Linked DNA regions of Mus musculus: regions 1, 3, 4, 5, 6 and 7 are each linked to region 2. The links are chromatin loops, found by intact Hi-C in ENCODE. Cell type or tissue: left cerebral cortex. All regions are shown on one strand. Region 1 overlaps Sema5a (sema domain, seven thrombospondin repeats (type 1 and type 1-like), transmembrane domain (TM) and short cytoplasmic domain, (semaphorin) 5A). Region 2 holds the start of Sema5a (sema domain, seven thrombospondin repeats (type 1 and type 1-like), transmembrane domain (TM) and short cytoplasmic domain, (semaphorin) 5A). Region 3 has its middle 42 kb from the start of Gm41289. Region 4 overlaps Sema5a (sema domain, seven thrombospondin repeats (type 1 and type 1-like), transmembrane domain (TM) and short cytoplasmic domain, (semaphorin) 5A). Region 5 has its middle 54 kb from the start of Gm41289. Region 6 has its middle 38 kb from the start of Gm32383. Region 7 overlaps Sema5a (sema domain, seven thrombospondin repeats (type 1 and type 1-like), transmembrane domain (TM) and short cytoplasmic domain, (semaphorin) 5A).

Region 1 (4,000 bases), 320 kb after region 2:
GGCCAGATGGAATACCTGTGTTCCAAAGATATGTTGACCATTATTGCTTCCAGTTTTCAGTAACTTATTCAGAGGCTGATATAGTAGTGCATAGCTGGATGGGGTCGCATGCCTGTGAGGGAGATGCTACAAAAGAAACTGGGTATGCACTTTAATTTCTGTATGTTGATCTGACTCAAGAGGATAGATTGGAAAAAAATAATAGGGGTAGGGTCCTCATGTAGCTCATATAAGCCCTTTCTTCCCCACCTGTCTCTTTCAGAGTAAGTAGAACAGAGAAAAGACAGAGGGTAGATGCTTTAACAAAGGCACTATGCCCAACAGGGTCATAGAGAAATTTATCCTTTGCCAGCTCAGATGATCAGCTGTCAGGACTTCCTAGGGAGTCCCTGAGCTGATAGCCATGCCCATGTCATCTCAGTTCAGAGTAAATTAGTGTCTCTGTCTAGAAGAGGATGTAGTTGTTATTGCACTTGGCTTCTTGGCCAAGCAAATGGACTTGGGGACCATGTGGAAAGTAGGAGATATCTGCTTCACCCTCTATGGTCTATGGCATGGGCTGATTCAACTCACTCTCTGTCTAGAACCTTAGGGTCTTTTTAGGGTCTGTAGACTCCTTGTGAAGAAGTAGATGGTATATGCACAAAAGCTTAGCAGGAGGCTCAAGGTGATATTATGATTACTATGGATTGCCCATTATCTGTCAGGTAACTAGTTGAGGCTAGTCCTTGCTGTGTGTCTGCTTCTGACCCAGGGTAGCTGCGTCTCTGAGTGTTACCAAAGTCTAGCCATATGCCCCAAGTCGGTTTCCTCCTTGAATTTAGGAGATGTTCATGTTCTACTTTTCCAAAGATAGTGGAAAGGAAGATAAGAGCAGCAGTCTGAATACATGCACATAAAGCATCCAGTTCCTTTTAATCTCCTTTCTCAGGGCCAGACTCCCAGAACAAACACCATCTTCTATGAGATGTTCTTTGACACTATACACTTCTCACAGAAATATCACAAAGAATTCAAATCCAGATCTTTGTTACAAAGTAGTCAGGGTGCCGCTCCCCATCTATGGGCCTGTGTCAGGATCTCAATGAGTAGGCTTCATTTCCCTTACAGGGTCATGTCTTTTACCTTAAGAAGATTCTGAGATTGTACTGAAATTAGAGAAGTCTTTTGGGCTCTGCCCTTCCCCCTCCTCATTGCTTTTTCAGATAGTTAGATGTGAAGTTCTAAAAGTTTTGTGATTTTTCTCTAAGATGTAGAAAAAAAAAAACTGACTTATTTCTGACCAAATATTGGCTCAGTGCATTAATATGGAAAATACATTCGTGCCCCTCATTTGGTCTTCATTTTCCTCTGAGAGCGATAGCCCGCTTGAAATGCAAATTTGAGAAAGAAGCATTTGCCATCCCCATGCTTAGTCAAAGGGCACTGACCTTGCTGAGCCTTCTGTCTGCAGCTTTCTAGTGGAGCCTGAATTCTGAATGAAGGCTTCCCAACTTCATGTCAGTACTTTCTTAATTTTTTTCTTGCCTTTAGATTTATAATTCCCTTTAAATAATAAATGAGACAAATCTGACAGGCACTCCCTGCAAGATACATTCAGTTTATTATTTTTTTAGAGAATGACAAACACAAACACCTGGAGAATTAATAGAAATCAGAGGTTGGCCAATGGCCACCTAAAGTAGCCAGAGATACAGGTGGAAGAGAGGTGGCAAAATGGATGGGTAGCTCCACCTACTGGAAGACAAAGCCTGTCATCTCTGGAATTAAAAATTCAGGAAGCTTTTCAAAATCCCTTGTTGCTCCTCTTGTAGCTGTGTGAATTTAGTCCCAGCTGGTAGGGTCATATCTGCTATGGATCCCTACTTCATTATCTGGATGTTTGTTTTCACATGAGGAAATCCCAAGGAAGCCCTGGGTGTTGCCCTGCCTTCACCTCTTGCTATATATAAGAGCCTCAAGTGAGCTTGAAATAGCTAAAGGTAGATGCTACCCTGGGATCAGTGGAGGTCAACAGTCACTGTGGGCTCTGACCAGCCTGTTCCTTCTCCTTTCTCATTCTCCAGAAACAGCATCGCTGCCTCTGCTGTCTGTGTCTTCAACCTGAGCGCCATCTCACAGGCCTTCAATGGACCCTTCAAGTACCAAGAAAACTCTCGCTCAGCCTGGCTGCCTTATCCCAACCCCAACCCCAATTTTCAGGTAATCTCAGGGGAAGAGGGCATTACAAGAATCCTCTTTTAAGAATGAAGAAACTCAACATAGTGAGCTTGAGCAATTAAACCTTGGCTTCATGCACAGTGCAGCTGCGGTCTCCTGCCCCCCACAGCACAGCACCATCCTGTGCTTAGCGAGTATCAATAGAACACAGCCTTTTGTGGACTATGGCGCCTAGAAAAGAAAAAGGGGGGCTTTTGTGAGTTGTGGTGACTGATCCTTAACCGAAAAAGGGCAGTCTTCTGCAGTAGGCTAGGAATCCAGGCTTCAATTAGTGCTAATGATGATGGACTGTGTGCCCCAAATCTCTGATCCTTAATGAATGATGTTCCAATGAATAGGGCCCAGGGCACAGAGCAATGGGTCTTGACAAACAGAATTCGAGCTCTAATTGGCAAGTATGGTGAGGCTTCCTGTTGGGAAGGGGGACTGTGGCAGTGGCTGCTGGGAAAAGAGATCTGACTGGTGTGGATTCATCTTTCCGTCACCCAATTAGAATGTTCAAGCTGTGATGTCTTTGTGAAGCATCCCACCTCCAGTGCTCAGAAGAAGCAGAGACCTGGCAATGGTGCTGTTTATTTTGTTAGTTCAGACCACAGCTCTATTCATCTGCTTAAGCTACTGTAACAAAATACTGCAGTTTAGATAGTATTAAAAAAAAAAAGAGTCCCCTGTTTCATCACAGTTTGGAGACTATATCTTCAAGATCAATGTAACAGCAGGATCATTTTCTGGTGAGGTGTTGTCTTGCTTAGGGTTTTTATTGCTGTGAAGATATACCATTACCAAGGTAATTGTTATAAAGGACAGCGTTTAATGGGGACTGGCTTATAGTTTCAGAGGTTCAGTACCTTATTATCATGGTGGAAACCATGGCAGCATCCAGGAAGACAAGGCTGGAGAAGCTGAGAGTTCTACATCTTGTTCTGAAGGCTAACAGAAGACTGGTTTCAAGGCAGCTAGGAGAAGGGCCTCAAAATCTACCCCTACAAGGACACACTTCCTCTAACAAGGCCATACCTGCTTCAAAAAAGCCATACCTCCTAATAGTGCCATTCCCTGGGCCAAGCATATTCAAACCACCAAAGGTGTTGAAGATGACAAGATTTTCCTTACATCATCCCTTAGAAGAAAGACTCATCCCTGGTGTTTCTTCCTCCATCCTACTGGGTCAGACTCCTATGGCATGGAATGCTTCCTAGAGGTCCTGTCTTCAACTACTGCCATGCCGAGAGATAGATTCGACATAAGAATTTTAATGCAGCACACACAAGAGCAGCCTTCTCTGTGGGTCTGTTACTAACAACACAGGCAAAATATTTAACATCATCAAGTTCCAGATACTTGGTCTGATGTGTCATTTTTGTGACTATACATGTGGCATCAGTGTCACATGAATGACACTGTTCTATGTATAGAGAGGGGCATAGCGTCTCCAGGCAGGTCAAATAGCCAGGGCCACAGCTGCTTAGTGGTTAAGCTTGGATCTTACCACTGCCAGCAAAGGAAAAATCCCAATCTCAATCAACTAAGTTCCTGTTAGTAGCAATCATTGACTAGTGATATAAGACAGTCAGTCCTTCCTTCCAATTTTGGGTGGTTTAACATCCCAAATCATAAAACTCATGACTTCCAAGAAAACTGAGCTTTAGAAAAAGTTTAAATTTTTACAGGTAGATTTTGGTAATCATCAATCAATTACAATTGAATTTTTTCCTTTCAATATTTTAAGACTTTTATCAGAGAATGAGGCTAAGAATAAGATAAGTAGTTTGAGTATCAT
Region 2 (4,000 bases):
CACCCCAGTCTTCTTATGATGACACAGAAGAACTGAATCTTAAACTTCCACTTTCTTCCCACCCGCGATCCGCCGGGGGCACGCACTTACCTGGAGCTTAGGCAGGCCTAGCAGACGCCACGTCTCTGGTTTGGGTTGAACTGCCTCCAGCCCTTTATACAGCCCATCCTGCAAAGTAGCCACGTAGGAGCCACCGGGCAAGGGGCGGGTAGCCAAAGAAGGTCTCTTCCAGGCGAGGAAGGGAGTTCGAAAAAAGTCACCAGTTGGGTGAGCTTGCACTCTGGTGGCACAAATAGAACTCCTGGGGTGTGTAGAGAGCCCCCTGGGGAGTGTTTGGGGGTCCCATCTCGGGAAGAGGCGGGGCTAGAGGAGGGGCCTGGGAAGGTCAGGGGTGGGTGGGGCGCTCAGTTTGCACGCGGGAGGGGCGGAGTAGGGGAGGTGCGGCGGAGGGGGCGGGGCGGGGGCGGGGCGAGGCGAGGCGGTCCTGTGCTCCCCGCCCCGAGCTCTGGGCCCGCTCACCCAGCGCTGGTCTACTCGCTAGGAAGGCGGCGTCAGCAGCGGCTGCTCACGCTGTGCCCACTCCCGCGCGCGCTGCGCTCCCGCCGCGGGTGGGCTCCTCAGCCCTTGGCTGACGGTGGCCCCAGCCTTGTGGCGACCTCTGTATCCCACCTTCCCACTGCGGGGGCGTCCCGGCACGTGCAATCCTTTTTGGGGGTGTTCTTGGTTCCCACGCGCAGCTACTAAGCAGAGGGTACCCAACTTTGCCACCTCACCGGTCGCCCTCTCTCGGCGCGAGCCTGTCCACTCAGCTGCACAACTGGAGACTCCGGCAGACTAGCTGGTCCCCAGCCTGGCGCGCTGCGAGAGGAGGATAGCTCTGGAGAAGTGGCGGGGTGCAGTGGTGGCGGCTGCCTCGACTTCCCTCGTAGTACACTGAAGAGGACCCTTGGAGCAGCTCCGGGCCCCGGGGCGCTGGATGACTAGCAGGAGGAACGCGCCCGGCATCTGGTGAGCTCTCTCCCCGCAGAGTCCCTGAGTGTCATAGCTGAGACCCTGCACGTGTGAACTGGACTCGGCACTGGTCCATTTGCGGGTGGTGTAAGTCTCTGGTAGGGTCACTCTGCAGACACCTGGGTGGGGACAACCTGGCAGAGGCGCGTGCAGGACTACCATCAAAGCGGGGGCGGTCGCAGTGGAGATAGTGCACGGGCTGGAAGTTTGTGTCTTAGCCTTTCCCTGGATACGAGCGTGGATTGAGAAGGTCCGGGTGTGCGACCGGTCAGTGGGCAAGCCTGCACCTCGGCCAGCACCTTTCAGGTACCCGTGGAGATCTGTGTGCGTAATCCGCGCTAGGCCAGGCTTGCTTGGTGGGATCTGGAACCGGGATTGGTGGTCGGAATCGCCTACCTCCCTGCACGGTGGACTAGGGGACATTTATTTTCCTGCTCTCTGCACAGGGGCTCTGCGGTGTTCGTGAAAATCTGGGGTTAGTGGGACCAGGGCACAACTCCGCCAGGGTGTTTTGCTGAGGAAGACTAAGGCAGGGATGGCGAAGCCTGGGGCTTCAGCAGGATGAGCTCCAATCGCAGAGCCCCCGTCTGCGGGCAGCCCAGCCGCACGCATTTCATACCCGGGTTCACGGTCTGGGGCCAGGAGAAGATCGGTGCTCAGGATATTCCGAGGAACTGTTGGAGGGGAGTGATCTCCGGCGATCGCCCTTGGAATTGGGCCCAGAGCGGGTAGGTCCCGGTCCCGGTACCCCTCACCTCCCGCCCCGGGCTTTGGCGGGAAGCGCTTTCACGTCCTTTTTTGTTGTTTGTACCTGGATGCGGTTGCCTTGAGTTGGGTTTTAACTTTCCTGCGCCTGCGGCGTCCCGGAGATTCCCGGCAGGGGGCGCCAAGAGCGAGCTTTCGGAGAGGATGTCACAGAGCTTGTTAGTGTTTTTGTCCTGGGCAAATGGGTCAGGGGTCCTAGGCAGCAGTAAAACACAGATTTTTGCTGTGATTTCCGCGCTAGGCCAGGCTTGCTTGGTGGGATCTGGAACCGGGATTGGTGGTCGGAATCGCCTACCTCCCTGCACGGTGGACTAGGGGACATTTTCCTGCTCTCTGCACAGGGGCTCTGCGGTGTTCGTGAAAATTTGGGGTTAGTGGGACCAGGGCACAACTCCGCCAGGGTGTTTTGCTGAGGAAGACTAAGGCATTTCATACCCGGGTTCACGGTCTGGGGCCAGGAGAAGATCGGTGCTCAGGATGTTCCGAGGAACTGTTGGAGGGGAGTGATCTCTGGCGATCGCCCTTGGCGATCCTCTTTTCCTCTCAAAAGGAAGAGTTGAGAGAAGTGTTCTCTTTACCCAGGAGAGCTTTTTAGCGTAGTTAAGCGACAGAAAAGTTGGACGGAAGCCGTCTATCTGGAAAGGTTTCTTCCTAAGACACATTCCTACAAACTCCTCAGGGTACACATTTTTCTCCTTTGACAATTGGACTTAACAATTGAAACTGCGCGAAGGTATAAGAGTTATGTGTAATACGGAGAGGAGGTTCTGCTCCTAAGCAGCACATTGGTTAAACACCGGGTGTTAAAATTAATGCAGTGTATTTATTTATATTTTTAAAAATAGCTGTGTGTCCAGGCTTGTCAGGAAGAGCCCTGTTTTTGAAGTGCAGATGCGTTATTAAATACAGAATTCGTCTTTTATAAAGATAAAACTAGCCCTTAATAGGAAACGTTTTAAATACCCAACTAGGGTTGCCAATTAATGTTGTTTTTCATCTTTTGAGAGAGGGAGGAGTTCCTCTCTTGGAGTAAAAAGTTCACTGTTGCACTTCAGGCTTAAGCAGACACCTTCTGTTGTAGATCATTGAAACTACTTTTCTTTCCTGTGTTTACTCCAAAAGAAGTGTGCATTTCTTTCTGCCCACTCACATTTCTTCTGCACGTTTGTTTTCCATGAAGAAGCAGTTCCAAGTGTAGTTGTTTGAAACATAGACTTCCTGCCGTGAGTTTATTATAAAAACTTTTGAGACAGTGGCTCACCCAAGATGCCGACTGTTGTCACAGTGTGTGCCCATTCAGCTGTGAAGTCCATGTACTGGTATCAGCTTTTATGCGGCTGTAGTCAATACATACTTTTCCTCACATGGGAAATAAGCGATGCTCATCATTTGATGCCTTTTAAGCCGCTGCTAACTTATTTGGTTGCCTTAATGGCAAACAGCTGCAGGATCCCTGCTGAGAGCAAAGACTTTGGTCTTCTGGGTAGGGAAGACTGTCTTGGACCAGAGGAAGTATTTTAAGGTGTTTAGAATCTGCTGAAAATAAGCTGGTATTTATCCCTCCTTGTGTCTGTCTCAAGTGACATCTTAGTCATGTCTGCAGAGATTGAAAGAGAGAAATGGAAGAGCACAGAGTAAAACTAGTTCACAACAATACAAGATGAATGCAAACATATTCCCACAAGTTTACCATGACCCTAGGTTTTGTGGACCACAGGAAGTCCTTGTAGCTACTGGCTTCTCAGAGGAAATTCTTCTGTATCCTCATTGTAGCCTCTTGCTGAGGGACAGTTGTTAAAAGCAACAAGCATTTCTCTGTGCTGTATGCTTCGTGCTCAAAATAGATGCCAGTTTCTTGGGCTGCTATATCAACTGCTACTCATGCCAGGCTATATCAAGAGCTACCTAGCCAAACCGTTGCATAGTTCCAATTAACTGGATAATGATTTTTATCTGTTTAACTGAATGTCGTTTTATCATTAAGTCACTGAAACAGAGGCTTTTCGGCGACAAAATGCAGGAAGGTGGAGGAGGGATGGGTAGGGCTTTGCTAAGAGTCCAGCCAAGGGCATCAGGCATTCTGTTGGATATATGAGTGAGCATGGACGCCGACCCTAAAGAAGAGGCTTGTGTTCCAGCCCATGCCATGTGCAGTACAGAACAGATCCATTCGTTCGCATCAACTCCTAGTCAAGTAACCCATTTTTTTTTAAATGTAGAATTG
Region 3 (4,000 bases), 480 kb after region 2:
GTGACCGAACAGTCTTCTCAAAGCTCAGTGAAAGACCTTGTCTCAAAAGATCTGGCAGAGAACTAATTTATGTAGATAATGTTTGGCCTACACACATAGCCACACATACAGGCCACTGAGTATAAAAGAAAAATATTCTATATGCCTTACAAAGCATTAATAGATTCTAGGCTACCACAGTCTAATACCTTGCCATTTTTGTTTAAACTGTATTACATCAGTGTCTGGAGACTGGAATTTTCCTTTGCACTCAGAAGTACCTCTGCTGAAGTCCAGGGAGGTGCAGCAGGGGCTCAAAAGCGCCTAATGACCATGGGCTCTGCTCATTCTTTTCTATCCCCAAGTGTAATGAAACGAGAGACTGATTTTCCTTGGCACCATCTGAACAGGAATTTGTTTTTGTTTGGAACAAATACTTATGTGGGTGAAATTAAAAATTGCCATCTTGGATCAGGGTGTAGCCCAGTGGCAGAACACACAAAGAATCTTGGATTCTACTTCTAGCACCACACACAAAGGAACATAAATCTCATCATGTTAAATAAGACATGTAATGTTGTAAATGAAAGAAAATAAATACCTTCAAGAAGGGTTTGGATTAATAGCGTTACAATGTAATAGTTTACATTATTTTGAATTTGGATGAGGTAGATAAAATAATCCCACCACCGTTTGATATTATATTATATACCAGCAGATTTCCAACACTCTCAGATAACTTACATTCTATCAAAACCAGAAACTAACATTGCAAATAGAATTAAGGTTATTAAACATGTGACTCTTAGATAAGACTGTTCTGAAATATCCAGAGACCACTTATCCACTTATCACTAAATATCCACTTATCACTAAAGTTGATAAGTGGAGACACAGGGACCAGAGTCAAAGTGCTGTGTTGTGAGACAGATCTCACCATCTGGGAAGGCTCTTGAAGAAGCAAGGAGCCACAAAGCACAGCATCTGAACAGTCACTCCAAAGTGGAGAAGGCAGGCAAAGGGATTCTTTCCCCAAAACTTCAAAATTGGCTAAACCCATATCGGCAGGTGTTTTTTAGGCTCATGGGGTACTTTTTAGGTTCTTGGTTTTTAGATATGTGATGATGAATTATTGTGGTTTAAGATACCAAGGGTTTGGTAATCTGTAACAGATAACAGAAGTAAAATAACAATAGCCTGCCTCCTATCTTGATCTTGGCTATTTGAAGTTTCTGATCTTGTTGAACTGTCAGAGTCCTTGTTTTCCCATTTCTTCTTGGTCTTAGATCCCTTCTCACAACAGTGAAAAGTTGATAATCCCCACCAGCACAGAATGGCACAACTCTGATAATGGATGTCTATGATGTGCCTTTCATGGAGCTGTCTTTGTCCTGGTTGTGCCAGTTAGGTTTTTGGCAACTTATCACAAGCTAGGGTCACTGGGGAAGAGTAAACCTCAAGTGAGAAAATGCCTCCATCAGACTGACATGTAGTAGGCAAATCTGCAAGGGCATTTTCTTGATTAATGAGTAATGTCAAAGGAACCAACCAGCTTTGGGTATCCTCATCTCTGAGAGGAAGTTCTGGCATGTATATGAAAGCAGGCTAAGCAAGCTATATAAACCAAGTCAGTAAGAAGCATTCTTCCAAGATCTGATTTGGTTACTGCCCAAGTTACTTTTGGTCATGATGTTTATTATAGCAATAGAAAGAAAACTTGGACATTGGCAGACAGTATAATTTCTGAGTGCCCAGTCGCCAGGATCCCCTTCACAGGAAACTTGTTTGTACTACAGATGTCCTTGTCCTTAGCCTCCTTCCCTGAGAGCTCTAATCAGATAAAAGTTATATTCATTTGCATCAACAACAGTGTGTTAGTTACAAGCCTTGGGTAGATGAGGGTAACACGCATCTCAGGACCAACAGAAAATGGAAAGCTAACCAGGGAAATGCTCAGCCCGATAGAAGAGAACAAGGAAGGAAGTGTGAGATATGTTGGATTACCAAAGCAGACCTCTGCAGACAGTGCCATCTGCTGGCTTTACAGTAGTCAGTCGCATGCTCCTTGGGAGCCACCTTGTGAATGAGGCATTGTCAGTGTGGCATGTCTGCAGAGTAAAAGGGCCAGTCAAGTCATTAGCTCTAGCTGATCTGTAGGCATGTGTGGGACCAGTGTGTGGCTCTATATGGCATTATTCTTTTTCAACTCCCTGGGGTAAACTGAGAGGACAGGAAAATGGAGAACAAAGTCCACACTGACTAACTCTGCCTTCAGCTAATTGAAGTTCACCTTTTGCTCAAGAAATTACACCAAGCCAACACTAGCCTATAGGAATCCATCATGCTTCCCGTGTAAGTGGTAATAACTACTGCCTCCTAGTTTGTAAGAGAAGGTAAGACCCTGTGTGCAAGCAACATCAACTTGACAGTTCTAAGCATAATATGCTTTGTTCTGTTCTCTTTGTTGACAAACAGATAACTCCCTTCATTTTCAAGTTTGTATCTTTGGTAAATGAAATATTTTTTGGCACGTACCGTGTTCCAGAGCATAATTGGTCATAAATATTAACTCCACTGAGCTGTTTCAATCTTTATACCACAGTGACTAAAGCAGATTCCATTCTTATTCTTCCTTTTGAAAAAAAGTTGTGAAGACTCTGAATTTTGACAGTTAGTAAGCAGTGGTATAAGCACTCTACATCCTTGTGAACCTATTCCATACAGTTCCCGTTACTGACTGTGATGCTCACAAGTGTGCACATGTGTTTACAATGTTCCTGCAGTATCTAGCACGTGATGGATTTTTATTATCACCCAACAGCAACTGAGAGTTCATGGTCACCACTTGGTCAAGCTGACTCAGCCTTGGTTACTTGTGAGGCGAGAAAGCAAATAGCTAAGGATAGTCTCCCTTCTTCCAGCATCATGTCTATCTTGTGTGCAGAGTGCCAAATGTGGACAGTTCCAGTGGGCTCTGCTCTTTACTAACTGACTTTTTTGAAGGAGATATACAAGTTATTTCAATTAGTACAGTAGTGAAGAGGACTCTGCAGACACAGTAGGGTGAGAGATGCAGAGGGAGTCCAGATGTGATGTTCTCTGCAACATGCATAGATGGAGAGTGGCTTGAGACTCCACATAGCCAGGAAAACTGTTAGGACCAAAACTGAGGCAAATGGACTTGTTTTACAAATTGTTGAATGAATGTAGTGTTGGCTTTTGCAAATAACAAATCTTATTTTGATTTAGGGGGACTGGCTAAAAGTAGATTTCAAGGCCAAGTAGACATCTCCATACTTGAGAATGAGCCAGATCTCTATGGCCAGTTCAGAGGAAAAACTGGGATATGGTTGGATTCTTCATCATGAACTAATTTCTCTACGGGGTCTCATTTTTTAATGGAGAACAAATTACAGATGCACACAACAGGGAGATCTTTGCATTCATAAACATAGCAAGATTCTATACCCTGAAAATCTATATATATTTTACAAACGCAAAACAAGAATGAGATTGTCACCTGAAACAAACACAATGCCAGGGGCATATCTGCAAGAATATGTTTATTCTCCACTTAATAAAAAAGCCTTTCACAACATGAACACAAAACATTTTGTTGATGCTAGCACATAAGATATGTATTCAGTCAATATGCTCTTCTGGTACGTGCTGTGGATGGTCACTATCTATTGGGTGTTGAAAAGACACAGGGTATGAGACAGTGCCTCTGTTCCTGATGCAATCACACCAGGCAAATACAGGACATAACACATGAGGTAATTTCTGTGAAGTGCTAGGGAGGCAGTTGATCACTGGAAGTTAGCAGCCCCAGTGAGAAGGTAATATCGTTGCTGCTTTTTGTAGACTCCCTTTGAAAAATGTTCTGAAGCCAGTATGTATGCCCCATCTGCTCCTTGGGCTTAGGGATCCTTCCTGCCCCACGGTGCCATGCTTTACCAGCCAACCTTTATAAACTGCCTCCTTTAGCTCTATTGAGTCTAAGCTTGGGAGAGCTTGGGTA
Region 4 (4,000 bases), 200 kb after region 2:
CTCCTTCTCTGTAACCATCATGGCATTTACTGTCTTTCATTGATCTGCCTCTCTCCTTGGGTGTCTCAGGCTGTGAGGGCAGCAGTAGTCTCTGTTTATTTTCCTGTGCTGTCTCTAGTTTCTAGAGTGATGTCAAGTATTGACTGTATAAAAGGTTGAACTGATGTCTAGCCATGGTGTCTGGTGGGGCCTGGTCTACTGAGCAAACGTTAGTGGGATGGGGCAGTGACCATGATAAATACAGTTACAAAGAAGCTCTGAGCTGTGAAGCCCCTGAAGTCCTCTGGGATGGGTCAAGACATAAGTATGTGAGCGTGTCAAGAACTAAACAGGAGCTTTGGAATGAGACTGTGACATAGAATTCACAGCACCCTAAGGAGCTCGGCCATGCCATAAATAAGGCTTCTAGTTTGTCTTTCTGATGGCTGTGTGCTCTGCTGAGACAGAGGAGTGGTTGTTATACAGCCAGGCTTATGGATCGTGTCAGGTTGGTACCTGGAAATGAAAACAAGCACAGATTCGCCAAAATAAACCTAAAGAGTAGGGCAGAAGCACAATTTCATTTCCTCTCCACATCTCTTTGTGGACCTCTTTGTGGTACTCAATGATTTGAGGGAGTGGGGCAGGCAGAGAGCTCTCTTGGGGATGCTAAGCTAGGGCAGAAGTCCACCTCTACTGGAAATAAGTCTTCTGAAGCTGTAAATATCAGCTTTACGTTTCATGTTCAGAAAGATTTTCTTTTTAAAGCATCTGGGGTGTTTAGCTTGAGGCTGCTGCTACCAAGCAAGCTGGGAACAAGGCATGCCTCTTTTGGGACTATAGATAACAGTAACCAGTAGGCTGTGCTAGGAGCCCCAGACAGCTTGGTCTCTTCTCTCAGACGAAATGGAACAATGCAATTAGCTGAGGTTTCAAATGATTTTGTATGTCACTGCTGAGAATGAGCAGTGACTTTTTTTTGTTGGTTTTATGAAATGATTCTGGGTAATGATAGGGTAATGATTCTGTCCATGGCTCTCGTTTCTGATAGAAGAGAGGAAAAATTCTATAAATCTGTTGGCATAAGGCATTCTGCAGTCCCCACTGCCAGTGGTTGCCATATGGTATGTGATAACGTAGATAGGGCTGGCGATCCAGGCTCTTTCTAAATTAATCTGTAGTGATTACTTATAATTTCATTGGGACACAATTATGTCCATAGACTGTCATGGCTATGTTTATAATACATTAGAAGAAGACTTTAACATGCAAAGCCTAAAACATTTTCTATTTTATCTTGTCTCAAAAAAGCCCAAACATCCCAAACATACAGACCTATATATCATGCAAGATCATTGTGTGTATGTGTACAAAATATTATACTGTTATTTATAGTCCCATAATATCCATGTCTTGTTCCCAGCTTTCTTAATAGCAATATCCCCAAGCTAAACATCCCAGATGCTTTAAAATTTTTTGAACACACATACACACACACACACACACACACACACACACACACGCGTGTGTGTGTGTGTGTGTGTATTACAGAGATATTACAGATAAGAATAATTGATATGTCTTTTTAGCAAGAGACATAAACAAACAAACAAACACTGGACATGTCTATTCAAATGTCTTAGTAATGGATACAAATAAGAGCTTGCTGAAACTCACACAACTAGGTATCACCACAGATGTAGAAAGTGTCCAGATCACCAGATACCTAAACATTATCACATAGCATCTGGCAGTGATTGACAGTCACAATAGTAGAGTGCTTCATCCCATCACTTTTATGGTGGTCTTTTGGGGGTAGGATGGGAGAACAGTGAAAAGTAGCCGTGAGAGCCACTGAACAGCAGACCATGGTGCTGCCTGTATTCTGAGAACAAAGAAAGCCAGCGTAAGCAGAGAGTACAGCTTGACAGCTGGGGATTGGCTGCATTTGAGTAAGTCCATATGTTGGGGGGGGGGGTTCATGGGGCCAACCGAGTCCAGGAATGTGATTTCTTCTCTCTGTGTGGCTTTCATAATGAATTGGGGCACACATGGCAATGGATGTAACTGTGCTCATTTTCAACTCCCTTGAAAGATTTATCTGTTCCAGACTGCAGTCTAGCTTTCTTTCCTGAATATTAGCGGTGCTTACTCAGTAGAATAATGGGTATTAGAATGAAGTATGAGTTAATTATTGTATACTGTTGGTGATTTACCTTTTTTTATGCAAGTGTCTGAAGAAAAAATAAGTATCGAATCTGTCTTATTCCATTCCTAAAAGGGGGAGTTCTATAACTCGTATGAAGGGACATAACAATGAATGTTACTAAGTATGTGATGGATGGCATTGCCCTGTTTTGCAGTCATAAACCTGTCACCTCCTAGAAAGAAGGTGGTTGCCTTGGGTCTCAAGAGACAGGAGGTCTCATAAATCTATGGACTAGCCCCTAAAGGTTTATATGTTTAATTTTATTTATTTTTCTCTATTTTTTTAAATATTCGGCATAAAAGGTTTCACTGTGACCTCTTTATACACACATAACATTGGTCTTCACTTGTACTCATCCCTTACTCCAACTCCTTCTTTTTAAGACCTTATAAAGATTTTAAAAATTATATGTATATGCGTGTGTTTGGGGAGAGTATCTGCACACAAGTGTATGTGCCTATAGAAACCAGAAGAGGGTGTTGGATCTTTTGGAGATAGGGTTGCATGTGGTTGTGAAACTCCTGATGTGTTTTGTGATACCAAGCTCAGATTCTCTGCTAGAGTAGTATGCGTGCTTAATCTCTGAGTTATGTCTCTTACTGTTTCTATGTCTGTCTGTTTATGTATACATGTATATGAGTATGCATATATCTATGCAGATATAGATACATGTTTACATCTATCATCTTTCTATCTACAATGTATCTATCTGTCATCTATCAATCTATTATCTCTTATTTGCCTATTATCTATATCTATCATCTATTCTATCACATATCTATCAATGTATTATCTATTAATGAATTTATTATCTATCTCACTATCTATCTGTAATTTATCAATCTATCATCTATTGTTTGTCTATTATCTATGTATATCATCTATTCTATATCACTATCTATCATGTATATACCATCTATCAATGTATCTATTATCTATCTACCTATCTATCTATCTATCTATCTATCTATCTATCTATCTATCTATCTATCTATCTACCTATCTACCTATCTACCTATCTACCTATCTACCTATCCATCTAACATATATATCTGTAATCTGTGTAGCATCTCCACATGAAAGAAAGTCTGTGACACTGAACATTTGCACCTCTATGTGTTGCTTTTGTCACTCCCCCTCTTTCCCCCCCTTTAAACATCTTACCACATCACACAGTTTCCTTCTACACTTAAACTTAGTTCCTTTGTGTGAAAGAAAACACATATGGTGGTTTGAGAGAAAATGTCTCTCATGGGCTCACCTATTTGAACAGTCATCTGTGTCAATGGATATTGCCTTTGAGATTTTAAAGGCTGGAATTTCTCATTGGTGTTCTTGCTTTGTGCGCATGGCTTCATGATGTGAGTTCTTAGCTGGCTGCTCCAGCCTCTGTTTCTCCTGCCATGCCTAATGTTTCCCTGTGATAATGATGGACACTTATCATTCTTTAACCATAAGCCTAAATGAACTCTTCCTTCTATAAGATTCCACAATCATGGCATTTTATCAGAGGGACATAAAAGTAACTAATTGAGCATGTAATAATTGTCTGCATCTGGCTTATTTCCCTTAGCATGATAATGTGCATTGTGATACTAGTAAAGAGAACTTGAATCTCTTTTTAATTTAAATAATTTAATTAAATAATTAATTGTAAACATTAAATTATTAAATATTTAATTTAAATAATCACCTAAGTCAGTAATTTGTATATATTCCCGACTCATTTAAACCAACTAATAGTATTTGAATACCGTACAGAAAAACATATGCAGTTTTCTTATATACAGTGATTATCATAAAAAGAATAGA
Region 5 (4,000 bases), 470 kb after region 2:
ACATTTGTGACCTTGGGATACACAAAGTTGTGAGAGGACACAAGAAACATAACCCATATAAGAAAATTAGCACCAAAATGAACATTTTGTTGCATGAAAGATAAAGTTGTATTTTGCCAATTATTCATGTGTATACAGTTGTATATTGTCCATGTATATAGCTGGAGTTAGTGGCATTTGTTTGATGCCTAATGAGGGTTCTGGGAACTGAACTATAGTCTTTTTAAAAGAATCAAGCTTTTCAAATCACTGAGCCATCTCTTCAGCCCCAGAAAGACATTGTTAGTAATGTGGAAAGTCAGCCATGTTCTAGACAAACAACTGCAGTATAAATACTCTTGTCTGAGCTGTATACAAAGAATATCTCCTTAATACAACCAACAAGACACAAGAGTTTAGCAAACCCTCTACCAAAACAAGACATTCTAGTTTAGCAAGCACAGGAGAAAGTGGTTGCATCATTAGTCATCTGGGGAATGTGAAGCTAACTTGAAATACTGCTATGCTCCTATTACAGTGATTAAACTCAATGGCAATACTAACTGTAGGGGAGGATTTGGAGCGCAGAGAAATACAGATTGTTGATGGTAATCAAAATGGAATAGCCGCATTAGAAAACAGTTCAACAGTTTCTTATCAAGCTGTATGTTTATTACAGAGTCCTACAACACTTAAATATTTACTCAGAGAAATGAGAACATATGTCCATACAAAGATTTGTATGCCAAATGCATAGGGTAAAATTAACAGTAGGAAAAGAATGGAAGGGGGTCCAAATGTCCAGCTGTTAGTGGATGAGTAAGCAGATTGTGGTATACCATAAAATGGAATGTGCCTTGGCAATAAAAAGAAAGAAATGCTGGCACGCAACAACAGAAATGAAGCCAAGAGTATTATACCAAGGCAAATGAGCTAGCCGCCCTAAAAAAAAGAAAAGAAAAGAAAAGAAAAAAGGTATATCTCATGATTCTACTCATAGGACATTCTGGGAAAAAAAGGACATCATGGTGACAGAAAAGAGATGTGGGCTTCTCTGATGCTGAGAGAAGGAGGAGGGATGTTCTTTTGACAGAAGAACTGCATGGAAATGTTTTGGGTGGCAGAATTTACTGTTGCAGCTGTAAAGTTCAAATTGGTAAAATTATAAGTTATTTTAAAATGCACTTGTAAATTTTAGTTTGTGTTATTTGTAAAATTCAGTGACACTGATGGAGAAAATATGGCTTTAAGTTAGGAGAGCTGATGATGTATTTCCAACCCCCGCACTGGAGAGGTAGAGATAGGATGTTGAGTTTGAGGCCAGGGCTGGATAAACAATGAGGTGCAGGCAGCTGTAGGTACCAAATAAAGTTCTGACTCAAGAAGAAGAAAAAAGAAAAACAGAAGTGGAGTAGAGACTGAAGGAAAGACCATGCAGAGACCGCCCCACCTAGAGATCCATCCCATCTGCTGATACAAAAACAGACACAATGTCTGTGGGAGCACCCTCATAGAAGCAAGGGGTGGATTATGGGATGGGGGGGGGGCTTATGGAGGGGAAACCTGGAATTGGGACAACATTTGAAATGTAAGCACATAAAACATGCAAAAAAAAAAGTTTGGAGTCACCACCACATAACAGCAGACCGGCTGAAGACTCCCAGGGACATGCCAGCCGCCATGTGGTGAGCACAACTAAAGTGAGCATGCATGTGGTAGAGAGTTGGGAGAGAAAGAGAATTGGGATAACTGGTGCATTAGGAGGAGAGGAGGAAATAGAAATTCAAGGGTGGTGAGGAACAGCCTGATGCAAGTAGCCTATGCTGCCACCTCGAGGCCATGGTCAGGTACTGACCCATGCTACAGTCAAGGGTGGGCTATGTCTGCATCTATGGCCCAGAAGCAACAGTAGTCTGTTTTAACAAAAGAACAAAAACAAACAAACAAACAAACAAACAAACAAACAAACAAACAAACAAAAACAAAAAAGGAGATTTAGTTTAAAAATTTAGACTTTTAAGCCAAAACTATGATACTTCCACAATACAGCTGCCTAAGCAAGGCCTGTAATGTGTCGTCAATACCAATAAACATTCTAACTTGGAAGGAGGAAATACCATAGGGTCCCACCTGTAGACAAAGAACTCTACCCAATGACTGAGGATGGGATAGGAGGAATTCCTCTCTACCAGGAATGAGACTCCCAATTGCTTATCTAATACCAAGTGCTCAGCCCTGAAAACAAATACATACAAGCAACACTAAGCAGATTCAGTAGGTTGTATTTATATATTTATGCACATACAAAAGTAATAAAAAAAAAGGAGCCATCAATTTGAGGCAGGGGTGAGGACTAGACATAGAAGATGTTGGAGGGAAGAAAGGGAGGCAGGTAAAGTGATGTAATTAGGTTTTAACTTTTTAAAAAAATTACCTAATGAAAAGGCAAACGTTTAAAGCCTCATCATTGAGTAGCTCCAATGGTTTGGAATCTGAACCAGGAATGACATAGCCAGGATTGCTCAGTTTATAATCTGTCCTCCCCTAAGGAGCTGCACACAAGGTACCTTAGACCCTCAGTGACAAACAAACAAACAAACAAAAACTTCTAGGTGGTCTCACCTCCAAAAAGTGCCATAGCCTGATATCAATGCCACCTTGGTATACAAGAATTTAATCACAAAGTTGATGGCAGGACACAAGTTATGGAAAACAATAGCAATAAGTAGGATGAAGAGATGGGATGCATTCTGGAAAATAAGTAAATGATGGCGTGCGCTAGGGATGTAGCTCGCTGGTAGAATATTAGCTAGCATGACTGAGGCCCTGGGTTCATACCTAAAACCACACACACACACACACACACACGCATGCACGCACATGCACAAAATGGAAGGGAGGGAGGGAGGGAGGGAGGAAGGAAGGAAGGAAGGAAGGGAGGGAGGGAGAAAGGAAGGAAGGAAGGAAGGAAGGAAGGAAGGAAGGAAGGAAGGAAGGAAGGAAAGAGTCATAAATGACAATTAAAAGAAACTATAGACATCTGGGAAGAAAGGCAAATATTTCGGGAACATTAATCTTATGAACATTAAGGGTAAGTGAGGAATTAGTGATGAAAAGAGAAAGATTAGAGTCTACAACTGAAGAAAGAAGATACCTCATGCAGAACAGATGGAAATGATGAAGTAGAAGTTTAGAGTTGGTAGGAAAAGAACAGGAAGTTTAGATATACATTGAATAGTGAACATGTGAATATAAGTAGTGAGAAGCAATGCTCAGAGAAGCTTGAACACCATTTTAGATTCTTTTGAGTATATTTAATGCTATTCATTTTTTAAAGGATTATATATTTGGGGGAAGAGTAAAATGTTTAGGGGAAAACGCAAGGCATGTGTTAATACCACAGTGAGGGCCATGAAAGAACAAATGATATATCTTTGAATATAAACTATAAAAGGCACTTCAATGTCTAGCACAAATTGATGATCCATTTATAGGTGAGATTGGGGGAGGCAAGTCACTGACTGGGTGGTGAAGTATTAGCAATAGGACATGATGTTGGCGTCTCTGGTGATAGCCTTCCAGTGGCCAGAACGTTCCCCATGGATCCTTGGGAGCTATATGGTAAACAAGGCTTCTCCACCACCAAAAAGAGAACCCAAAGGCTCAGTATAATTACCTTCAGATTCATTCGTGGGTTTGCAGTATCAATACAGCAGACACAGGTGGTAGGTGTTTGAGCTATTGCAAAATTTGACATCTATGTGTTAAAGCTTACCTCAGCAGTTACTAAATGTTATATATTATAATGTTTCTCCAAATCTCCAGAATGTAAACCCTTCAGTGCTTCTAAAATTAACTGCTGCATCTTTCAAAACTGTTGACTCCAATGGTGACTGCTCATAAGAAGACACGGAACCTGCACAGAGCTTGCTTTTGAAATAATCAAAGAACCTTACTAGAAAAATGCATCATTTCTTGAAGATAGTTTCCATGTTCTCTTTCAAACATTTTAATGTTCCCT
Region 6 (4,000 bases), 570 kb before region 2:
ATGCTTCAAGTTCATTATTGTTATTAGGAAATGGAAATACAGCCAGAGCAGAAATCACAGTGTATTTCCCTTTGCCTAGGCTGTGCTTTCATCGATGGCGCTTCTGAAGGACTTCGTGCATTTAGTGACCCATTACAATGAATGATTTTATATCCTAATGTAAAATTAAAGAAATTCAAGGATCTGCCTAGAAGATGATACACTTGCTTAAACCCACACCAGTGTCTCTGCTGGCTATTCTAGCTATGTTAGTGGAAGATTATTGGAAAAGAAAATGTTCAGGCTATGTGAACACTCTTACTTTCAATGTTTTTATTTTTCTGAGCAGGTATTGAGCAGAATTTCTTGCCTTTTGTATGACATATAAGGCACAAAGTCAACAGGAAAAACTACTCTTCGAGGAGAAATACAACGCCTTGTTTTTAAACTATCTCTTTCCCCCTTTCCTCTCTGATGAGCATTCCTGGCTTCTGGCTTCTGTGTTTGTCTCAGCTGGAGGTTCTATTGCTGTGAAGAGACACCCTGACCATGACAACTTGTGTAAAGGAGCATTTAGTTGGAGCTCACTTACAGTTCTGAACTTTAGTTCACTGTCATGGCAGCATGTGAGCAGACATGGTGCTGGTGATGTAGCTGAGAGTTCTACATCAAGGTCAACAGGCAGCAGGAAGAGAGAGTGGCATCGGGCTTGACTTGAGTGTTTGGAAGCTCAAAGCTTAACCCTAGTGACTAACTTCTTCCAACAAGGCCATGCTCACTCCAACAAGGTCATGGCTTCTAAGAGTGCTACTCCCTATGAGCCTACGGAGTCAGTTTCATTCAAACCATCATAGCGTCTGGTAGTTTCTTTTCCACAGCCCCATCGGGAAGGATTTATTTTACCCACCAGGGCATCCCCCAGGCTGTGTGTGCACCATCCTATGCAAATATTCTTTCTTGTGGCTCTTGTCCATGTTTACAATCCAACCACAAAAGGCATTACCAAGGAAATGAAGTGTGACCTTTGGGACCCGTCCTCATGGGCGCTCAAGCATGGAAGGCTCAGAAAATAGGGAGAAAAGAGACATTTATTTAAAAAAAATTAATGTTTTATTTAAACAATATTTTATATAATATTCACACATGCATACTGTGTGTTTGGATCAAATCCACTATCCATCCCTTGCCCTCTCAGCCCTCCTCTAACTCCCCCCCCATTTCCCCTCCCAACTTCCTGTTCTTACTCTCTATTGCTCTCTCTCTCTAAATACCCAGAGTCTAAACTTGCTTGTATGTGCATGGGTACAGCGCTTTCTACTGCAGCATGAGAAGCCTCCTAAGACCCTCATCACTCTCTCACACTGTCTTCCATAGAAAAGCCTTTCTCAGACCACGAGTCTTGTGAGCAAGACCTGTCTGTTCCCCCAAAGCTGGAGAAAGCCTGTATTCCTGCCTCACCTTGACTTTTCTCCATCATGAGGTACATGTGGGAGCCCCCTCCTACAATGGAACCCGCTTTGCCTCTGCTGCTCAAAGTCTTACCGTCATCACTCAGAGCTATTCTGCACAGCCTTCCGTGTTTGCAGAAATGGCACCTGTTCCAGGTACCAGCCTGAGGGAACTACTCGCATCAGTGACACTGCAGCATTGTGTGTTTAACTTTTCCAGTAGGTGGCAGTAAACTGACTTGTTCCAACTAAGGTCAGGCTTAAGCTAGAGGAACGTCTTGGATAAGACATGCCTATCTTTAATAACTGTCAGGAAAGAATTATATGGGTTATTGAGGCCTTGGACTGCCCCTGACCACCAGGGACTTAATGCTGTACTGTCTGAGATGTTCAACTTGAGAGGCACCAGCATTCATTCCTAGCTGGCTTCATCTACTCATTCTAAAGTGTTTTGAATGCTGGCTACATGTTGATGCTCTGAGAAATTTGAGGGTCTTATAAAATAGCTTTAGTCATGGGAGAGGTTTTCTACTTAAAACTTCTGGGACTCTGCCCACTTTCCAAGATATCCCAATCCCTTGTGTATATGCTTCAGGCAAGAGTATGAAGAGGAAGACCAATGCTATCTCCATGGCGAGCACTGAGTCCCAACGATCCTCCCATGAGCCACTGGGACTCCCTCAGCCTAGATAGGTGGGGATACTTTTTGTGGAGACTTAATGGCTGTTTCTCTGTAGCTAATGGTCCTCTGGTGCTCAGTTTTGGGAGCGGCCTGATACTGAGTACTCTTCATTAGTGTGGTGGATGTAAGCAAAACGAGAATCTATGTCTGTTGTTTAACAAATTCTGTATTAATTGTTTTATTTATTTGCATCCCAAATGCTGTCCCTCCCAGTTCCACTTTGCTGAGTTCTTCCACCCATTATCTCTGCTTTGCCTCTGAGAATAACTCCACCCCCCCACAGGTGTTCCCCAACCCTGGGGTATCAAAGCCACTGTTTGCTGTGGCTTATTATGGTATTTCAGGGACCTGCTATGTTAGCTGTTCCTGATGTAATCTTCACTCTTGCTGGAGCAACATGTAGGCTGACATACCCCTGAGGGGATAGAGAGCCTGGGATGAATGGGTAAGGTCCCCTAAATGGCCTGGGGTAGGTTCATAAACTTTTAAGTAAGGTTCAGTAAGCTAATTATTTTCTACCTTTTCTTTTTGGTTTGGTTTTTTTGAGCTATATTGTATAATATAGCTCAAGCTGGCCTCAGACTCAGAGTGTAGCAAGATGACCTTCCTGTCTCTACCTCCCACAGGTTGAGATTATAGGCATTCACCAGCATGCTTGGCTCTCTACCATTTCACAGTATTCTATCACAAGAGCCAGCAATGGGACAATGGGGTTGGTCTGACTGGGAGCAGTCAGACTTTTACCCTAGGTGGTATTTGCTGAATGTGGATATGAGCTGGGTCAGTCCCAGAGTAACCCCTACGTCACTTTATGCCACGTAGTGTTTGCAAAATGGAGAGCGATTAGAAACCTCAGGTGGGGCGATTTTACATCTGCCAAACCTCGTGATAAAATGTGCAGATGTCTATTTCACCTGGCTTTCCCCTTTTCACTAACTATTCTAGTAACTTTTGGTGATTAATTTTTCACAAATGTATCAGTCTGTGACAGACTAGAAGTAAAATCCTGGTCTTTACTCACAGGTAGTTTGAGAAGATTTGAGATGGTTCATTATCATAGGAGCAGGTTGCTATGGAAGCAAGTTCAGCTTCTACGTTTCTCTTGCCTGCCTTCACCTCACCACTGACCACATCAGCAACTCGCTCTGGGATGTCCCAGTCTCTGCAATAGTGAGGCAAAGTGAACCACTCTGTAAGTTACTCACCAGGTGGCATTTTGTTATAATCACAGGAAGTAGACTAAGATACACAACTCTGGGGCCAGCAGGAAGATGCTCAAGGCTTTACTGAATGGATCCTGGAGGCCACAGCTTTGGACCCAGGGATGGGGCATATGTGTGGAGCAATCTTGGCTTTGTAACTTCTTGTAGAACAAGTTTGTCGGTTTAGTCAAGGAGAAGGTGGACTGACCAGAGATCCCTTCAGACTTTGAAGGTGAATCACTGTAGTATGGCCACACAGAATGAAGTTGGACAGATCCCTTTAATTAAAACCAGACACCTTTTTCTATATGATCTTCTAGTGTATGTGATTAGATTCTTGGGGGGTGTGGGGGCAGTAACTATGGCTTATGAGCTAAATAAAACCTTGCGTGTCAGTGGCTTGACTCCATAGAAGTTGACTTCTGGTTCAAATAAAAGGTGCATAAATTGGTAACTTAAAGAACCAGGCTCCTTCCTCAGGGAAGAGGGCACACCTATGCGCTCTCCCTGGGAGTAGGCCAGAGCAAGTGTGAGGAGGGCGACTTCTTAGCCCCATTACTTATATTCCCACATGGCTGGTGAGAACCAGACCCCTTGCCTTTCACCAGTTCACCAGCGCCATTGAGGGGCCACAGGGACCCAGCAACATTGTCTATCTTATCAAGATCTAGTCTGCATCTGGGATGAGG
Region 7 (4,000 bases), 190 kb after region 2:
GAGGTTATCATGTAGAAAAATACAAATTGATCCATTCTTATCTCCTTGGACAAACCTCAAGTCTAAGTGGATCAAAGACCTGCACATAAAACCAGAGACACTGAAACTTATAGAGGAGAAAGTGGGGAAAAGCCTCAAAGATATGGGCATGGGGAAAAATTTCTAAACAGAACAGCAATGGCCTGTGCTGTAAGATCAAGAATTGACAAATGGGACCTCATAAAATTGCAAAGCTTCTGTAAGGCAAAGGACACTTTCAATAAGACCAAAAGGCAACCAACAGATTGGGAAAAAATCTTTACCGATCCTAAATACGATAAAATATCTAATATATATAAAGAACTCAATAAGTTGGACTCCAGAAAACCAAACAACCCTATTAAAAATGGGGTACAGAGCTAAACAATGAATTTTCAACTGAGGAATACCGAATGGCTGAGAAGCACCTGAAAAAAATGTTCAACATCCTTAATCATCAGGGAAATGCAAATCAAAACAACTGTGATTCTACCTCACACCAGTCAGAATGGCTAAGATCAAAAATTCAGGTGACAGCAGATGTTGGCGAGGATGTGGAGAAAGAGGAACACTCCTCCAGTGCTGGTGGGATTGCAAGCTTGTACACTCTGTAAGTCAGTCCGGCAGTTCCTCAGAAAATTGGACATAGTACTACTGGAAGATCCAGCAATACCTTTTCTGGGCATATACCCAGAAGATGTTCCAACTGGTAATAAGAACACATGCTCCACTATGTTCATAGCAGCTTTATTTATAATAGCCAGAAGCTGGAAAGAACCCAGTTGTCCCTCAACAAAATAATGGATACAGAATATCTGGTACATTTACACAATGGAGTACTACTCAGCTATTAAAAACAATGGATTTATGAAATTCTTGAACAAATGGATGTATCTGGAGGATATCATCCTTAGTGAGGTAACCCAATCACAAAAGAAGCATTAGATATGCACTCACTGATAAGTGGATATTAGCCCAGAAACATAGAACACCCAAGATACAATTTGCAAAACACAAGAAAATCAAGAAGAGGGAAGACCAATGGGTGGATACTTCATTCCTCCTTAGAATAGGGAACAAAATGCCCATGAAAGGAGTTACAGAGACAAAGTTTGGAGCTAAGACGAAAGGATAGACTATCCAGAGACTACCCCACCCGGGGATCCATCCCATAAACAGCCACCAAACCCAGACACTATTGCATATGCCAGCAAGATTTTGATGAAGGGACCCTGGTATAGCTGTCTTGATGAGGCTATGCCAGTACCTGGCAAATACAGAAGTGGATGCTCACAGTCATCTATAAGATGGAACACAGGGCCTCCAATGGAGAAGCTAGAGAAAGTACTCAAGGAGCTGAAGGGGTCTGCAACCCTATAGGTGGAACAACAATATGAACTAACCAGTACCCCCAGAGCTCATGTCTCTAGCTGCATATGTAGCAGAAGATGGCCTAGTTGGCCATCACTAGGAAGAGAGGCCCCTTGGTATTTGCAAACTTTATATGCCCAATACAGGGGAATGCTAGGACCAAGAAGTGGGAGTGGGTGGGTAGGGGAGCAGGGCGAGGGGAGGGTATAGGGAACTTTCGGGATAACACTTGAAATTTGAAATGAATATAAAGAAAATATCAAAACAAAACAAAAACACCTATTGACTTCCTAGGAAGAGGAGAGGGACCTGACTGAAGTAGAAATTATCAAACGAAGAGAAGAGAAACTGGGACACTGAGGTTTCTCTGTGGATTTCCACAGGGAACCAGAACAAATCCCTTTCTTCTGGGAGGAGGGCTACACCAGCAGCACCACATTTGTAGGATTAGCCTGCGCCCTCTAGTGTTCGCCTCCGTGACAGTGCTTCCATAGTTCCTGGATCTGGGCTGGTGGAGACACAACTGGGTGGTGATGGGCTCAGAATCAAAGACTATATATACTGATGGAGGGAGCAGTGCGTGGCTTGGTGAGTAAGTCCCCAGACTTCATTGACAGACCGTTGGTAGATCAGCCCTGAACAATGTGGAAAATGCAAAAGATACACATGTAAAGTCAGAATGATCAGGGCCGGGGTAGCGGCAGATGTGGATGGATGAAAACAGACGCAGGGACAGAGTTTCTGAGTCGGAAGGAAATTCTGAGGGTTATGATCACGACGCACCGTGTAAAGAAGCATGGATTAAGTCGTAGATGAATGCATAGTAAGTAGGGTGCCATATAATCCTTTACCTAAGTCTCAAGGCAATCGAAAATAAATGACTTAGGCCTGGATACTGAGAAAGGGAGAGGCCATATTGTATTTTTAACCCGCCCCCTTCTCTGAAAACAAAACCATACATTCTGTTATTTTAAGGAGGAAAGTATGGAGATAGATTAGATTAGACTAGACCTAATGACTGAGATTCTTGTGACACTTTGGCTCCTCAAAGCATTCTTCACAGACATAAATGGGAAGAATGGCCACATGTTAAATGATCCACGGCTGAGAAACACATTACTTTCTCTGTCGGAGGAAGGGACATAGGGCATTTGGCATTCACAAGACAAATCACAAGCCAGTAAACAAGATTATCAAATACAGTGAAAGAATTTACAGTGTCTGCTTCTCCTTCCACTTGGCCTTTTATTCCACAGATAAAGGTGTGAAAAATGTTTGCATGTAGATGCCCCCATTTGATTATCGAACTCCAGATTCCATACGGACTCAGTGCAGTGATTTCTGCTGCTGTGTTCATTGTTGTTTTTATTATCGGCACAATCTGAATGACACTCCTCATGAGCATAGATTCAAAGGTGATGCCTTCCTTTGAGAGCTATCGTCTTGTTACTGCATGTTGCAGAACTTAGTAAAGATACATTTTCTTGGGGGAATCCTACTAACTATTTTTGTTATCCCTTAACCTGCTTTCTCTTTACTAGAGTGCTTCCATTTCTTTAATCATGTGTACTTGAAAAAAAATACCTTTGCCTCTTCTTAAAATATTGAATACATATCAGTATACACCATGGCAAATTTCTTCATATTGCCCGATGCATTCTGTCCATATCAGTATCATTAATTCAAGCAAGCTGCATATCTCTGGATGATGTTCCCTGTGTTAACTCCTGGGCTATTTGCATGCTTGATGCTTCCCTTAGATGGATGAGCAACCACCTGGGTGAGACAAGATGTCCCTACCCTGAGGTTCATTTACACCAATTCTGAGAGGGATCATGTCATAGTTGAGTTTACTCCTTATCTTGAATTAAAACAAACAAACAAACAAACAGAAACAGCAAGCAAACAAAATTTTATCATAAGCCTACATAATCCATAATGCAGGCGATTCACGCAAATGATAAATCCTACCATAGTAATCTTAAGAAAATAATCTCCCAAGCAATATCTAACACAAATGTTTCAGGTCAACACAGTTCTTATTTCCAGGACAATTTTGTCCTCTGCCTCCATGGTGCTAATCTTGAACTACATTAGCCCTTTGCTCTCAGAATATAACTTCTCTAGTTCATTTCCCCCTTTATTTTCAAGGAGGCAACTGTTTGAAGTGTCCTGCTAATGTGAATATTTTAATGCCTCACAAGGTAACAGAGTATGGTAGGAATTATAGACGACAAAAGAAGCTGTGAGTAGCTTAATTTGAATTTTCTAATGGGATGGGCAAGATGAGAAGTGGAGGGATATATTTATAGATTAAAGGTTACACAGAAGCCTGCAAGAGAGGAAGGGTTGGGTCATTTCAGATTCCATCCATGCTAGCCCTGTTACAAGCTCTGCAGCAGGAACACCCCCTCTCTGGCCACCTTGTCACACAGGAGGAAAGCAAAGTAGGGTCAGGTTATAAAATCCTGGTGTCACTATGTGAAAAATACTTTCCAAAAAATTGTTCTTTTACAATTTACAAGGTATTGTTTCACACCCACATGCATACAACTCCCCCCAGCTCCCACCAGTGACCACATATTCTCTTCCCCAGAGACTATCTTTTCCT

Evidence for each region. Peaks named below come from ENCODE experiments on the same cell type or tissue, not always from the same donor. Only the 100,000 strongest peaks of a DNase experiment are listed, where the experiment ranks them.
Region 1: a loop joins it to region 2, with 8 times the contacts of the local background. A loop is called at or near these places in 19 of 42 quality-filtered maps.
Region 3: a loop joins it to region 2, with 3.0 times the contacts of the local background. A loop is called at or near these places in 3 of 42 quality-filtered maps.
Region 4: a loop joins it to region 2, with 4 times the contacts of the local background. A loop is called at or near these places in 26 of 42 quality-filtered maps.
Region 5: a loop joins it to region 2, with 6 times the contacts of the local background. A loop is called at or near these places in 24 of 42 quality-filtered maps.
Region 6: it touches region 2 in a loop (6-fold over the local background); 7 of 42 quality-filtered maps call a loop at or near these places.
Region 7: a loop joins it to region 2, with 6 times the contacts of the local background. A loop is called at or near these places in 26 of 42 quality-filtered maps.

What each region holds. Positions count from the first base shown.
Region 1 is chr15:32,566,646-32,570,645 of GRCm38, forward strand. Sema5a (sema domain, seven thrombospondin repeats (type 1 and type 1-like), transmembrane domain (TM) and short cytoplasmic domain, (semaphorin) 5A) reads left to right here. Exons shown (of 23, transcript NM_009154.2): 10 at 2,067-2,202. Among named protein-coding and RNA genes, the nearest start is that of Gm41289, 200 kb to the right of the region's middle. In left cerebral cortex, a CTCF peak has its summit at 1,736 (motif pointing left); DNase peaks (open chromatin) are centred at 1,737 and 2,497.
Region 2 is chr15:32,244,292-32,248,291 of GRCm38, forward strand. Sema5a (sema domain, seven thrombospondin repeats (type 1 and type 1-like), transmembrane domain (TM) and short cytoplasmic domain, (semaphorin) 5A) reads left to right here and starts at 522. Exons shown (of 23, transcript NM_009154.2): 1 at 522-1,008. It overlaps Snhg18 (small nucleolar RNA host gene 18), which reads right to left and starts at 371. Exons shown (of 2, transcript NR_038186.1): 1 at 91-371. In left cerebral cortex, a CTCF peak has its summit at 1,887 (motif pointing right); DNase peaks (open chromatin) are centred at 92, 563, 823, 1,091 and 1 more place; H3K4me3 peaks cover 3,326 bases; H3K27ac peaks cover 1,064 bases.
Region 3 is chr15:32,729,037-32,733,036 of GRCm38, forward strand. No RefSeq gene overlaps it. Among named protein-coding and RNA genes, the nearest start is that of Gm41289, 42 kb to the right of the region's middle. In left cerebral cortex, a CTCF peak has its summit at 2,013 (motif pointing left); a DNase peak (open chromatin) is centred at 1,998.
Region 4 is chr15:32,445,827-32,449,826 of GRCm38, forward strand. All of the region lies in intron 3 of Sema5a (sema domain, seven thrombospondin repeats (type 1 and type 1-like), transmembrane domain (TM) and short cytoplasmic domain, (semaphorin) 5A), which reads left to right. Among named protein-coding and RNA genes, the nearest start is that of Sema5a, 200 kb to the left of the region's middle. In left cerebral cortex, no CTCF peak of the experiment used is centred here; no DNase peak of the experiment used is centred here.
Region 5 is chr15:32,717,028-32,721,027 of GRCm38, forward strand. No RefSeq gene overlaps it. Among named protein-coding and RNA genes, the nearest start is that of Gm41289, 54 kb to the right of the region's middle. In left cerebral cortex, a CTCF peak has its summit at 1,816 (motif pointing left); DNase peaks (open chromatin) are centred at 840, 1,354 and 1,770.
Region 6 is chr15:31,671,634-31,675,633 of GRCm38, forward strand. No RefSeq gene overlaps it. Among named protein-coding and RNA genes, the nearest start is that of Gm32383, 38 kb to the left of the region's middle. In left cerebral cortex, a CTCF peak has its summit at 1,634 (motif pointing right); a DNase peak (open chromatin) is centred at 1,649.
Region 7 is chr15:32,435,985-32,439,984 of GRCm38, forward strand. All of the region lies in intron 3 of Sema5a (sema domain, seven thrombospondin repeats (type 1 and type 1-like), transmembrane domain (TM) and short cytoplasmic domain, (semaphorin) 5A), which reads left to right. Among named protein-coding and RNA genes, the nearest start is that of Sema5a, 190 kb to the left of the region's middle. In left cerebral cortex, a CTCF peak has its summit at 1,861 (motif pointing left); a DNase peak (open chromatin) is centred at 1,855.